Regions from separate parts of the Homo sapiens genome. Here region 2 is linked to region 1. The links are chromatin loops, found by intact Hi-C in ENCODE. Cell type or tissue: OCI-LY7. All regions are shown on one strand. Each heading gives the region's core, and the rest is flanking DNA. Links, peaks and the distances in the headings are about the cores only.

The links. Hi-C counts contacts between places; a loop is a spot of excess contacts. Peaks named below come from ENCODE experiments on the same cell type or tissue, not always from the same donor. Only the 100,000 strongest peaks of a DNase experiment are listed, where the experiment ranks them.
Region 2: it touches region 1 in a loop (7-fold over the local background); 2 of 110 quality-filtered maps call a loop at or near these places.

Annotation. Positions count from the first base shown.
Region 1 is chr17:12,926,549-12,930,948 of GRCh38, forward strand. It overlaps ARHGAP44 (Rho GTPase activating protein 44), which reads left to right. Exons shown (of 21, transcript NM_014859.6): 7 at 2,381-2,498. Among named protein-coding and RNA genes, the nearest start is that of MIR1269B, 11 kb to the left of the region's middle. In OCI-LY7, for the core only: CTCF peaks have their summits at 2,378 (motif pointing right) and 2,579; DNase peaks (open chromatin) are centred at 1,103 and 2,343; H3K4me3 peaks cover 1,169 bases; H3K27ac peaks cover 2,130 bases.
Region 2 is chr17:12,814,110-12,818,509 of GRCh38, forward strand. All of the region lies in intron 1 of ARHGAP44 (Rho GTPase activating protein 44), which reads left to right. Among named protein-coding and RNA genes, the nearest start is that of ARHGAP44-AS1, 26 kb to the left of the region's middle. RefSeq lists an enhancer at 1,700-1,789. In OCI-LY7, for the core only: no CTCF peak of the experiment used is centred there; a DNase peak (open chromatin) is centred at 1,972; H3K4me3 peaks cover 2,797 bases; H3K27ac peaks cover 3,104 bases.

The DNA.
Region 1 (4,400 bases), core at 163-4,162:
TATAACATTGTAAATTGTAAATAAAATTTCTTATAAAAAGGGGAAATGTATATGTTTTTAAAGCATCAAGATACTGACTACAGGATAAAATCTGGAGGAAAAAATAGATGAGAATAAAAAGAAAAGAAGGAACTTGGGAAAATGTCTTCATTTTAATATACCTATATTTAGTATGATTCTGTTTTTTAAAAAATTTAATCCTGAGTTACAAAGCCATAAAAATCTACTTAGTGTTTGTAGTCACTTTATATATATTTTAAACACTTTCATATTGGTTAGTTATTTTTTCTTCAGGTAGCATGAGTCAGATGGTGGTTCTAACTTAATTCCATAATCTACCATTGTGTTGTAGTTATTGTCTGAGATCTAAATTACAGCCATGGCATCTCGTATTTTATTCTCCAAAACTCCACAACACTTTAATACTTTATTTGAAATGATTCAACTGGGAGAGTATTAATCAAATATATCACTTGTATAGGGTAAACCTTTATAAGAAAAAATTACCCAGGAATTCTTCCTAATCTTGATCTGTTATTTTTTTTTCAACTTAGATGTTGAAACATCTTTCAGTAGAATATTTCCTTTCTAGTTTGCCCTGAATTCTTATCTTGGAATCAGGAATCTTTCAGAGAACATGTGTTCATCTCTGGAGCTTCAAGCCAGCTTGATGTCTCAAAACCTTTTTAAAGTAATTTTCCCGTGATTGCATTCTTTAAGTGACAGAGAATCCTCATTTTTGCTCCTTTTTGCTAACAGCAAGGAGACTTTTAGTTTCCATTTCTTGTATTATAGAGCCTTGCATTCTTCTGTTTTTCCTGCAGATAGCAAAAGAGAAAAGAATAGTGGAGTAGAGAAAATACTAAATGATTAGATTCTTGACTCTTGACATGAGAATGACATTCTACTTTCTGTCCTCGCATCAGAGGCTGCAGACTGATGGTCTGAGATCCAGATAGAGCCCCCAGAGCTCTCTTGTTTGGTCTGTATGCTGTTAGCCTGCATGGTTTTTAAAAGAAATTATTTGTTGCCACATTTCACTTGGGAGAGTTCACATAACAATTTCCTCCTTCTCTAGTCAGTTGAAACATCTGGCAACCCATGACCCAGCTTCCTGCCCACCTCAGCCCCATCAGCTGGAGCTCATGAACAGCTACCCTCTCTTAAACAAGGCAGGATCCCTCCTACCAAGTTCCCAGCTCCCCCTGCTCCCGCCTGACTTCCCAAGACTAAAGCCAGCCTTGGCTGCTGTTTGTCCTCCTGATTACAGGATTGTTTTTCTTAGAGCTGAGAAATAGTTTTATATTTCCTGTCTCCATTACAAGTAGGAAATAGAGGATCGTGCGGACTAGTTTTTAAGATAATGGCCCATTTGATTTATTTTATTTTTTTTTAACTTGCTGGCCTCTATAACCCATTGAGTTTACAGACTCAGGAGAGGAACCCACTGCTGAGACCTAATTCAGCTACTACTATAGCATAATTGGAACCATCTTTCCAATTATGCCTACTTTTGGTAATTCCCTGCTGATAACACAGCAGCCAGAAATATTTGTATTTCCTCCTAAAGTTTTCTGAGTGACTTCGTTAGAAGGCCAAATTTTTAAGAAAACATTCATGAGGAATCTAAATGTTGCCATAAAAATTGTTTTGGGCTTACCAGTGGAGATTTTTGCTATCAGATTTGTTTTTAATCTTACCAGCATGTCTTCTCACTTAGCATACGTCACTGGCTTCAAGCCAAGAAGGTGAGGATTTCCATACTCAAATTCCCACAGGATAGGCAGGGGACTTAAACCAATGATAGAGACTGTGCTTAAAGGGCAGTGATAGTTATTTTGAAATATATAATATACAGTATATTACTATAATCACCCTGATTAAACTTCAGATGTCTCACCACAGAAAATCATGAGTAAGTGAGGTGATGGATATGTTAACTAGCTTGATTTAATCATTCCATACTGTGTGTGTGTGTACATGTGTACATATATCCCAACACATCACATTGTACCCATAAATGTATATGATTATGATTTATCCATTAAAAATAACATTAATTTTTTTAAAAAGACAGCAGTAGTGATTGCCATTTGGCTTTAGTGTTTGGAAGACAATAGAGAAAATAGTGACAAACCAGGGGATGCTCGTCCTATCTGAAGGGGCAGCTGATTCTCAGCTTCAGTAAGCAGTTGACGCATGGAAATATGGGCCCACTGTCTCCTTGCCTAGTCCTTGGTGCCTTTTCATGACCTCCCTTTTCCAGTGAGGGTATGTAGTTCCCTGGGTGATATTTGTAACCAGATGTTTTCTCAGTGCTCCCATGGGATCCCCAGGGCTCTACCTGTCTCACATCTCTTTTTCTCCTATTTTCCATCAGGTGGCAGCAGACTTCCAAGTCTTCAGGTTTGTCCAGCAGCTTACAGCCTGCGGGTGCCAAGGCTGATGCCCTCAGGGAAGAAATGGAAGAGGCTGCCAACAGAGTGGAGATTTGCAGGGTACCTGCCCTCTTTGCTCCTCTCTACTGGGACAGGCTGGGGAGCCCTCAGGGATTCCCTTTTTGTTCACTGGAGTTCTCTTAAAACTCTGTCAGTGAGGCTCTAGTTGAACTGAATGTCCCCAAGCCCGCCGGCTAGCATCTCCAAGGAGTCCAGGATGAACCCAAGGAGTTGGGGCTTTGATGGTGACCTAGACAGGGAGGCAGCATTCATTTATCATTGGTGGTCCTGCATGCTAGGCAAAGAGGAATGACCTTTATTTCTGTGTGAAGCTTTTGTAAATCATCTGAGTCCCAAAGAATAAATTCTAGGTGACACAGGACAGTTGAGAATTTGACCATAGATGAGCCTTGACTCACTGTTGATACTTAGTTATTTCCTTTTTGGCTGCGTTTTGATATTTCCTGAGTTGCTTTATCCATCCTATGCCTCCTGGAAGACACTTATCTATGAAGTTGAAATGCTAGCCATGAAAAGAGTCACAGAAAAGAAAACTTCCCACTTGTTAAGAGAGAGGACATCGTTCTGAAAACTGCGACTCTGTACTCGTGTAATGATGTCCTTCGTTGTACTCATTCAGATGTTTCCCATCTCCTTTTCTTGCAAATATTTCACAGGACTTAGGTAGCAATAGACCATTCACGATGCTCTGTGTATATGTACATCTCTTTACCTGCATATATGTCAGCTTGGGTTTCTAAGGAAACCAAAACTCTATTTAGACCCAAGGAACAAAAACATCACATTTCTGTAACTATTCTGGGAACCTGTCCTAATCACATCCAGTTTTGAAGGAGAATAACCAGTTTGCCTGTGGACATCTCTGTTCTTCATGGCTCTGTCTAGTCTTAGCTTGTCCATAGGCTTTTTCTCTTACAGCCACCCTGTGCAAGTGGCTTTGACCTTGCATTCAGGTGACATTCAGAATCAGGGAGAATTTCTCTCTAGAATTAGAAACATTGAAAGATTTTTAAAGAATTCATTATCTCCCAGCCTACAGTACTATGGAACCAAGCAAAGTAAGACTAGTACTTCATATGCCAGATTTTTTGTGAGTGCAGCTGATTTGTCATTTGAACTCCTGCATATATGCCAAATATCTGGCGTGTGTGGTATTCCTGAAGCATAACTCTTCTCTCCTTCCAATTTCATTTTTACTGTGTTTTCTTTTTTTATTCTTTTCTCTCTCTCTCTTTTTTTTTTTGAGGCAGAGTTTCGTTCTTGTTGCCCATGCTGGAGTGCAATGGCACGGTCTTGGCTCACCGCAACTTCCGTCTCCCAGGTTGAAGTGATTCTCCTGCCTCAGCCTCCCAAGTAGCTGGGATTATAGGTGCACACAACCACGCTTGGCTAATTTTTTTTGTATTTTTAGTAGAGACGGGGGTTTTACCATATTGGCCAGGCTGGTCATGAACTCCTGATCTCAGGTGATCTACCTGCCTCGGCCTCACAAAGTGCTGGGATTACAGGCGTGAGCCACCGTGCCTGGCCTACCGTCTATTTTTTAACTATCTACCATGGATCTATGTTCCTCTGTTAAGAATTCTTTTTTCTTTTAATTTCTTTTTCAATAGACAAGAGAGGGTGGTGGTAAGCAAGGATGCTGGATGTGAATATCCAAATAGATCAGGATAAAAGTTCAGTAGCTTTATCCATTCCTGTCTAGCTTATATTCGCTATTGTGCCAAAAATGTATTCATTTCCTCTTCAAAGATTCGTAGTACATGTTCAGCATAATGAGTTAAAAAATACAAAAATATATAAAGAAAAACACTAATATTCTCTCCCTTCCTGTCCAGCAACCTTTCTGTTTCCAAACAGGGTAGAAACCTCCCCACCAATATTTGTTAAGACTTCATTATGACAATGCACTTTGTTAGGTGCCAAGCAGCCATAACAGTT
Region 2 (4,400 bases), core at 185-4,184, 110 kb before region 1:
GCCTGAAATGTGTATGCTCTTCTCTTTGGGGTTTTTCAGACTCTGATACACTCTCCTTGGGTGGTGGGGGGCCTGCCAGGTCACACACCCTTCCCTGTTACTGTGCAGCCACCTCCCAAACTGGTGTTTTTTTTTTTTTTTTTTTTTTTGAGATGGAGTCTTGCACTTTCACCCAGGCTGGAGTGCAGTGGCGTGATCTCGGCTCACTGCACCCTCCGCCTCCTGAGTTCAAGCAATTCTCCTGCCTCAGCCTCCCGAGTAGCTGGGATTACAGGCGCCTGCCACCACACCCGGCTAATTTTTGTATTTTTAGTAGAGACGGGGTTTCACCATGTTGGCCAGGCTGGTCTCGAACTCCTGACCTCAGGTGATCTGCCCGCCTCGGCCTCCCGAAGTGCTGGGATTACATGGGTGAGCCACCGCATCTGGCCCCAAGCTTGTTTGTGTAACTTTTCTGTACCCGGAGCAGATATAGATTAATTCTTTACTTGAATAGAGGCCACCGTGAAAGACAAGCAAGTTCATATATTGATGGGAATATATGTTTATATGCATATATGCAAGCATACCTATATTGCACCCTCATATTACATATAGCAAATGCTGTTAGTGGTTTTAATTTTTCACGTCTACCTGGCACACTCCTCCACTGGGTGTACTCCTCTTGTTTTCCTCTCTTCCTTCTTATCTCCTGCTCCCTCCTTATTTTTACTTTTGATTTATCTTTCTGAAAAAAACCCCAAAAAACCCCCAAAAAAGCAAAAACCCTCCTTTACTTTTCACACATCTTAAAGTGGTAAATATTGCTGAATCATGGTTGACTGATAGGGTCAGATTGTTGTGAGGAAACTGTTCAGTTTTCTTCCCGACTCTCCTCACCTTCTCCCACCCCTACCCAGGGCATTAGAAACCCTGGTTTGATTTTCCTTGAACCTCCCCCACCACCTGCTTTTACTTCTCCTCTCTCCTGGCTTTAGAGAAGTGAGGACAAAAGGACTCTGCTGCAGGTTGTTCTTTTGATTTTTTTTTTTTAAAAGATTCTTGTCCTGGCTTTCCTGATTCTCCAGAGTCTCCTGGGATTTTGTAGAACAAAATAGAAGAGGGAGGAGAAGCAGGGTTCCCCTAAAGGTTATCCTGTAGGCATTTAGAATGTACAATCTCATACACGGCTGTCTACTGTATTTCCTTGCAAACATTCCGCCTCGCACTTATTCTGTGAGGGAAATAAGCAGTTTCCCCACATAGCCAATAAAAGTGTATTGTGTTCAATACTAGGAGAAATACAGAAATAGCCTTGGTGGGGTAGAAAAGGCTGGAAGCGTGAATAATAGAATATAGCACATAACAAAGAGGTAAAGACTAAAAGATCAGAAAGGATTTTGAGTGGGAGAATGTTATGATCCCTGAGGAAAATGATAGATTTTTAAACTATTATGAAATTAGAGCCCCCATGACTCCATTTTACAGGAGAGTATACCAGTCAGGAGAAGATAAGAAATTGGCTCCAAATCAAAGCAAGTAAGTGGCAGACTAGAACCTAGTGGAATCCAGGAACTGCCCAGGTCCCAAATTGGCCGTTGGGTGGTATGTACATAGGTCAGATACCAACAACATGACAAGAATTGAAAACTCTCTTTCCTCTCCTTTTATTGCTTGAGAAGCTTCATGGGGGAGGTGGAACTTGAAAGTGAGCCGTTAAGAATAGTTCAGAGTTAAATAAGGAGATGAGCAGGCAGTCTGTAGGAAGAGAACCAAGTACAGAGAGTTGGGAATAGATGTTGTGTTTCACAGTCACTGGACAGATGGAACTATTTAGAAGGAAGTGGGTATTGTGGAGGTTGGTGGAAGGTCAAATGCTGGGGAGACTGGGCTTTTAGTGGGGCTGTGGAAGCTGAGCACAGTAGTTGAGATATGGTCTGTGAGGCAGTGGGAGTTACTGAACGCAGTTGAAAGGGGAAGTGAGATTATAGGCATGGTTGATTTGGAACAGTACCTTAGTTGCAGTATGCAGGGTGGATTGAAAAAGGGGAGCCTGCCATGAAGGAAGCCAACAAAGAAAATGTCAAGTAGAAGGCAGATCTGTTTGAGCCTCTTGGTTTTTAGGCATATTTGGGTGGTGAGAAATGGTTTTCTCTGCTCCTCAGCACTCTTCTTTTATTCATCTTGAAGCTATAAACTTGAGCAAAGAAGGTGACCTTCTCCAGTTGAGAAGGTATAAAACTAACCATACACACCCCTGCTAAAACTGCCACACAAGCTTTTAGGACAAAATCAGTGGACACTTAAATTAATTTGAGTGGAATATGATGAGGAATTATATTAGGGTAGGGAAAGTCATAAATCTTAAATATGATAAAAAGGATGAAAATTGGAAAGGAGCTTTAAGCTGTCATTATTTTCAGATATGATTGTTTATGTAAACTAAAAAATTACTGCAAATGAATAATTAGAATTATTAAGAGTTTAGCAAGCTTGCTCAATTCAAAAGAAAGGTGGGGTGTATTTATTAATATATCAGATACAGTGGACTTCAAGGAAAATTACAGAGATAAAGGAAGACATTACATACTGATAAAAGAGTCAGTTTACCAGAAAGACAAAATAATTCTACGTGTGTATGCATCTGAGAATAGAGGCTCAAAATACATGAAGAAAAAAGTGATAGAACCAAAAGGACAAGTAGACAAATCCACAGTTATAGGTGAGGACTTTGACACTCCTGTCTTAGTTATTGATAGAATTAGTTCACAGAAAATTAGCAAGGACATAGAAGAACTGAACAACACTGTAAACCAACTGGATCTAATTGGCATTTATAGAATACTTCACTCAACAATAAGATATACAGAGGATACATATTCTTTTCTAGTGCTCGTGAAACATTCACCAAGGTTGACTATATCCTCATCCATAAAGTAAATTTTTAACTGATTTTAAAATGTGAAACCATACAGAGTATGTTCTCTGACCATAATGGAGTTCAACTAGAAATCTGTAACAGAAAGATAACTAGGAAACCCCAAATGTCTGGTAATATAGTTAAGTAAATAATCCATAGGTGAAAAGAGGAAATTTCATGGGAAATTAAAAAGTATTTAGAACTGAATGAAAATGAAAACACAACATATCAAAATTTGTGGGGTGCATCTAATGATTGGAGGGAATGTAATAGCATTAAATGCTTAATTAGAAAAGAGGAATGGATACCCCATTTACCCTGTGATTATTATGCATTGCACGCCTGTGTCAATAAACCTCATGTAGCACATAAGTATATATACCTACTATATACCCACAAAAATTAAGAAGTAAAAGAAGAATGGTCTCAAATCAGTAATATAAGGTTCTACCTTAAGAAAATAGAAAAGGAGGAACAAAATAAACCCCAAATCAGGCAGAATGAAAGAAGTAATAAAGAGATGAGTAGAAATCACTGAAATAGAAAACAGAAAAAAATTAGAATAAATGAAAACAAAAGCTGATGTTTTGAAAAGATCGATAAAGTTGATCTGGCCAGACCGACTAAGGAAAAATGTAAGTGAAAACACAAATTACTAATATCAGGAATAAACAACGGGATATCACTGCAGACCTGGAAAGTTGTTTAAAGGATTAAAAAGTATCACACACCATTTTGCACATAAATTGGACAATTTGAGTAAAATATACCAACTCCTTGAAAACCGCAAATTACTGAAATTCACCAAAGAAGAAATAATGTATCTTGAAAAGTGGAGATAATTGGAATACTTTTATTACTATAAATAGAGTTCTTTTTGAAAACAAAACTCTGGGACCAGGTATTTTCACTGACAGTTGTACCAAACATTTGAGGGAATAACACAGTCTCTTTCAGAAAACAGAAGGAGAGAGAACACTTCATATCTATTTTGTGAGGTCTTTATTACACTGATAGTAAAATCAAAGATATTACAGAAAAAGAGAATTATAGACGAACAGTCCTCATGAACACAGATGTAAAAAATCTTCACAAATCAAATGCAGCAATATGTAAAAAATATAAAACATTATGACCAAGTGAGGTTTATTTACCCCAGTAATGTATGGTTGGGCCAACATTCACAAATCACTGTAATTTCTCATTTTAAATGACTCAACTGGTACAGCCAAAGCAAATGACAAAATTCAAAATCCATTCATGATAAGACATTTTACCAAACTAGAATTATTAGGAATTTTAAACTGGTAAGGTGCATCTGGAAAAGAAAAAAAAAAAAAAAAAACAACCCTACAACTCACATCATATTTAATGGTAGAAGAGTGAACGCTTTTCCCCTAAGACTGAAATTGAGGCAGGGATGTTCGCTTTCATTTCTTCTACTTAACCTTGTAGTGGTGATCCTAATCAGTGCAATAAGGCAAGAAAAATAAATAAAAGA